2 separate regions of the Homo sapiens genome follow, and region 1 is linked to region 2. A link is a loop called in an ENCODE intact Hi-C map of the cell type or tissue named here. Cell type or tissue: mammary epithelial cell. All regions are shown on one strand. Links, peaks and the distances in the headings refer to the core of each region. The heading gives the core; the rest is flanking DNA.

What was found. Hi-C counts contacts between places; a loop is a spot of excess contacts. Peaks named below come from ENCODE experiments on the same cell type or tissue, not always from the same donor. Only the 100,000 strongest peaks of a DNase experiment are listed, where the experiment ranks them.
Region 1: it touches region 2 in a loop (17-fold over the local background); 2 of 110 quality-filtered maps call a loop at or near these places.

The regions. Positions count from the first base shown.
Region 1 is chr17:74,175,095-74,178,008 of GRCh38, forward strand. No RefSeq gene overlaps it. Among named protein-coding and RNA genes, the nearest start is that of RPL38, 27 kb to the right of the region's middle. In mammary epithelial cell, for the core only: a CTCF peak has its summit at 1,790 (motif pointing left); a DNase peak (open chromatin) is centred at 2,197.
Region 2 is chr17:73,711,963-73,714,876 of GRCh38, forward strand. No RefSeq gene overlaps it. Among named protein-coding and RNA genes, the nearest start is that of SDK2, 69 kb to the left of the region's middle. In mammary epithelial cell, for the core only: a CTCF peak has its summit at 1,344 (motif pointing right); a DNase peak (open chromatin) is centred at 1,319.

The DNA of each region.
Region 1 (2,914 bases), core at 322-2,821, 460 kb after region 2:
GCAACCTTAGAGAGGAGTTGGGACATTTTCCCAGGGACTGTGAAGATCTTAGAGAGTTTCAACAGGGAAGAGGCATGACTGTATGGCCGGCAGCAGACACCCAACATCCTTGTGCCCACCTTGAGCACGCTGGCCCTTGCTCTCGGCCAAGTCACATCATCTCCAGCACTTGCCCAAACTCCACATCTCCCCCGTCTTCCCAGGCAGGCGCCTCCTCAGAACACATCTGTACTGAGTTTCCCCCTCAGAAACCTTGTTAGGACACTAGTTAGTGTGATAAACTAATTCACGGTGAAGTGTTAGCAAATGAAAATGGTTTATCGCTCCTCGGGGTATTTTCATTTTAAGGAGACTCCGTTGACAAATATTTACTGAATGGTCTATTACATGCAAGAAACTATGTAAAACTCCTAGGGGGAGTCACGGCTTGACCTAAATAAATCAGTCTCTAATGATAGAATCCTAGGCTCACCGGGAAGCATTGCAGGCAGCACACAGCCTTTCTTATCTCTGCTTAAACCACATTAGCCTCTCTCTTGATCTGCCCTCCATCCCGACCCCCACTCCTCCCCTCCAATGGGGCTGAGCAGAGGCCGTGGCCCCCGATGTTTAACTGTGACTTCCCTGAGTGGTGTTGACATTGCTGGGACTGTATTGGGGGCTCAACAGTCAATCTTCGCCCCATGTTTTGGAATCCCCAGGTCTGCCCCATGGGAAGCCAGAAGGAACTGTACTGAGGGAGCTCCATCTCCCGTCCTTGGCCACGCTCTGCCCCCACCTCCACCCAGACACACTTACGGAGGGCCTCCTGCACACCTGGCCCTGTGCCAGGAATAAGGGCCAGGGAGCAGGGGGCAAGGATGGGGAACAGCACAGAAGTCCCACACCTGCACTTCATTTCAGCACGAGATGGATTCTCCCTTGAATAGTGGAGCCTCAGGCCGGGCACTGTGGCTCATGCCTGTAATCCCAGCACTTTGGGAGGCTGAGGTTGGTGGATCACCTGAGGTCAGGAGTTTGAGACCAGCCTGGCCAACATGGTGAAACCCTGTCTCTACTAAAAATACAAAAAAAAAAAAATTAGCTGGATATGGTGGCGGGCACCTGTAATCCCAGCTACTCGGGAGGCTGAAGCAGGAGAATCACTTGAACCTGGAGGCAGAGGTTGCAGTGAGCCAAGATCGTGTCATGGCACTCCAGCCTGGGCAATAAGCGATACTCTGTCTAAAAAAAAAAAAAAAAAAGTGGAGCCTCCTCACCTGGTTGATTCTCCTCCTCTCTTTCTGTGTGTGTGTCTCTCTCTCTGCCTTCTGAGATACCAAACTAAAACAGAAAGGAGGATGAGAGGCAGGAAGGAAGGATGAATGCCGGAATGGGATGAACAGTGCTTTTCCAGCTGCTGGTCCCCCAAGTCCTCTCTCTCACCCCCTCTCTCATTGTCAGGCTCCACTCCTCCCAAGCTGGATTCCCCAGAACCACCCTCATCCCCTCCGGCCCCTCCCCACTTACCTGTTTGCAACGCCCTTCTTGGACAGCACAGGTGAGACATCCCGAATAAAGACACTGAACAAGGAAGTGGAAGCCGGAACCCTGGCGCTTTCGTCAGATTCACTGCATAGTGTCTAGAGAAGCTTACCTGTGCCTTAGCTAAGTTCCCAGGACTCACTATTCCCATCTATAAGATGGGCACAGCCCAGGCCCTGTTATCCCCCTAGGACCATCTAGACCTTCCCTCTCCGCCAGCCCTTCCCAGGCTCCCCCTTCCATCCATTAAGAAACACTGGCATCTAGTGGTTGTGTGAGGGACCTGCAGCGCAGACCCGGCTTCCAAGAACAGGGCCCATAGATGGAGAAGCCTCTGACAGCCCTATCTAGAAACAAGGAGCCCCGTATTCCATACTGCCCTCTGCAGCATCCCTCCCTCTCCCTCTGAAGAACCCCCAAGACCCCCAAACAACATGGGAGTCAAGAACCAGTGTTGAAATGGCCATGTTGCCCATCCTTGCTGAAGACCACCCAGACACCTCCCTGGTGATGAGGAGGGGAGAGAACCTGTGGATGAAACACCCCATGGCCAATCCACAAAGTGAGTCATTAGGAGCTGAGCACAAGCCCAAATTCCAGACAAATAGGACAGCTTCCTACCACGGTGGCTGCCAATCTGCCAGCCACTCCATCATGTGACCCCCCCCCCCAGACACTTAGTCAGCACTCCCAGGTGCCCAGCATCATACCAGGCTGTTGACAGTGTGTGCCTGCATGTGTGTGTGCATGGATGAGCACAGGGAGAGATGTGTGCAGAGGAAAGAAGAGGCACACAGCATGAGTCACTGGCAGACATAAGCAAGTGAACCATAAAATAATCTAAATTCATTTATTCAACACATACTTCCCAACACCTGCTGTGCACCAGAGAGAGCTGCTCCCAAGCCACCAAGGGCTCACCCCAACCCTACCACCTGACAGCTACCTGAAAATAGTCTACCCCGCACTCCTACCCTCCAGTTAACCTACTTTGCATACGTTAAAGACTGTTTTACCATTGGCTTGCATCTCTGCATCCCCTGTAGCTAGGTCTACCCCGCACTCCTACCCTCCAGTTAACCTACTTTGCATACGTTAAAGACTGTTTTACCATTGGCTTGCATCTCTGCATCCCCTGTAGCTAGCACACAGAAGGGGCCTAATATGTGCTTATTGAAGTCATTAATCCAGTCCAGCGCCTGCCAAAGCGGGAATCCCTTCTGATAACGTCACCGATGGCTGCTCTCCCAGCCCCCTCAAGGGCCACCGGTTATTCCGTATGCTGTTGTGTCCGTCAGGTTTCTGTGGCAAGGGACAGAACAGCAACTCGGATTCACTGGAGTAGAGAAGGGAGCTGCACAGGCAGAGAGAGCAGAGTTGGGTGCTGGCA
Region 2 (2,914 bases), core at 225-2,724:
AGGACACTGCCTTTCTCCTCCTCTGAGTGGATGTTGTCTGACAGACTCACATTTCAAACTGAGCGCAGGTGCAGTGGGCTGTCAGGGGCAGCAGAGGCCTCTGGGCTGGGAACAGATGTCACATCTGGGCATCTGACAGGAGAAGCTTGTGGAGAAACCAGGAGAGGTTCAGCCTCCAGCCTCAGGTCCTGGCTCCCGCCAGCCTTCCAGGGCTCGATTCTCCCGGGACAAGTAGAGGGGCTGCTGCATGCCAAGCTGTCATCCTGGTCAGGCCAGGTCAAAACCGAGGCAGGGTCCTCTTTGAATGTATGTGTTTGTGTGTGCGTGCACATGTGGGGGCCGGAGGAGCTGAGGATCACATGGGAAAACCGTGTGTGTTTATGTGTGAGAGAGAGAGTGTGTGTGTGAGTGTGTGTGTGTGTAAATGAGAAACTTTTATCCCCACAAAAATAAGGATGTGAGATTTTATTTTATCCAGCTGATGCCAGAACAAGGCACTCATAGTTAGCCACAGAGGCACTAACTAGAGTGTTAATGCATGCCTGAACAGGGCAAGAACCGGGAAGGGAGTGCCAGGAGAAGAGACTTCCAGAGATCACTCAGGTCCCCGTGATGGGCAGCCTGTGCACAAGGGGTCTGGAGCAGTGAGAAGATGAACCTGCCAAGGCCCAGAACCATTCCTGGAGCCAGGTGAGAAATGCCTGGGTCAGTGAGTGTCAGCGTTGGCTGCAACAGCGATTCTAAAACTCGAGTTCTCATCAGTGTCAGCAAGGGCAACGTGCACAGTCTCACAGGTCCCACCCAAACACAGAAAGACCCGCACTCAGAAAGACCCCCACACTCAGAAAGACCCCCACACTCAGAAAGGCCCTCACACTCAGAAAGACCCCCACACTCAGACATACCCTCAAACTCAGAAAGACCCTCATACTCAGAAAGACCCCCACACTCAGATCCCGCACTCAGAAAGACCCCCACACTCAGAAAGATCCCCACACTCAGAAAGACCCCCGCACTCAGAAAGACCCCCCACTCAGAAAGACCCTCACACTCAGAGAGACCCCCATACTCAGAAAGAACCCCACACTCAGATCCCACACTCAGAAAGACGCCTGCACTCAGAAAGACCCCGCACTCAGAAGGGTTTAGTAGTCTGCTGTTGCCATCCTGAGATTCTTAATATTTTTTGAATAAGGGGCTCCACATTTTCATTTTGCCCTGATCCCCACAAAGGACATAGCTGGCCCTCCCTGAGGTACCTGTAAAAACCCACGTTGCTGGGTACCTGCCAAGAATTTCTGATTCAGAGAATCCTCGGAGCCAGAGGAATGGGGTAGCGCCGGGGGATCCCAGCAGAGGGAAGGCTTGTCCAGACGAGCTCTGTGGCCGGGTCACAGCTGCTGCTGCTTCCGAGTCAGAAGTCAAGAGGGTGCAAGGGGGCCAGCTCAGCTCAAACCTTTATTTCTCAAAGGGTCAGAAAGCCCAAAGGCCAGCGCTGGCTTTCAATGCACGGGAAGGAATTGAGGGTGAAGGTGTGAGAATGGACATACACAACCCAAAAGATCAGATCTCAGAAGGAGTAGGCAAATCTGGGGTGGAAAACGGAGTCTGAAATTGGCTGCTGGGAGGGCATGGTGGCTCACGACTGTAATCTCAGTGCTTTGGGAAACGGAGGAGGGAGGATTGCTTGAGTCCAGGAGTTCGAGGCTGCAGCGAACTATGATGGCAGCGAACTGAGTCACATGAAGCAACGTACCTGTACCTGCCCCATTCGTTCAGGAGCAAGTTGTTCAATGAGGGCTACTTGCACTCTAGAGAAAGGTTAACGTGCTGTCTGTTGGATGCACTGGGCCAGCAGAATGGTGAGTGGAAGGTTTTAAGCTCCCAGGACATAAGATGGTGGAAGTCTGAGGTATCCCACAGCCCTAATGGTAGGCTGGAGTTTTCTGCCTTGAGGAGGTTGTGGGACTATTTTTAGCACGTTTTCCACTACAAAATGAGTTCTCACTGACCTGTGTTGGAGGCTGAATCCCACTATTTAAGAACTGTTTCTTCCATATAAAGGAGAGGGTGCTTAACTGGAGATTACAGACCTCTTGGGAGTCAACGGATGTGCCCCGGAAGGTCCACATGCCCTGCTGAAATTGTTTGTGAAATTTAGTGTGTGCTATAGACACATATTTTTTCCTGGGGAGAGGATCTGTAGCTTTCATCAGATTCTCAAAGGGTTCTGTGACCCCCCTCATGAAAGGATTTATTGAAATGGTTTGTCTAAAAGGGGGATTATTCAGTAAATAGTGTCAGAATAACTGGCCAACCCTTTGAAAAAAAATAATAAAGCAGTATCCTTACCTAACTCCTTATACCCAAATATATCCCCGATGGGTCAAGGATTAACATACTAAAGAAAAAAATGAAGCAATAAAAGTTACGGAAGACATTTGGGTAAATATATTTACAATGTTGGAGTTGGAAACCAGTTTCCAAAGTGGGAAACGAAAACCAGGAGCCACACAGGAAAAGACTGATCAATCTAGTTCAGAAAAACGAAAGCATCAGTGTGGGTAAAATCAAGACAAAAGACTATTGAGGTCGAAAGACAAGGAGTAAATGGGAAGTCATATTTGTAGCACCAATCACAGACAAGAAGCCAATTTATTAACTTATGATGCATTTAGATAACGCATAAGAAAAAAATTAAAATAACTAAATATAAAGACATACCTACAATGTGGGTAAGCAGTCAACACTGAAAGAAAGACAGCCAACAAAAAGATTAAAGAAATGCAAATGGATACCAACAATTGGATTATCATTTTTTTAACCTCACAGATTGACCAAAATTTATATTGATGGTGTTTTATTATATGGATGTTTTATATTTTATTTCATCTTGTGTTTGCTATTTGGATTG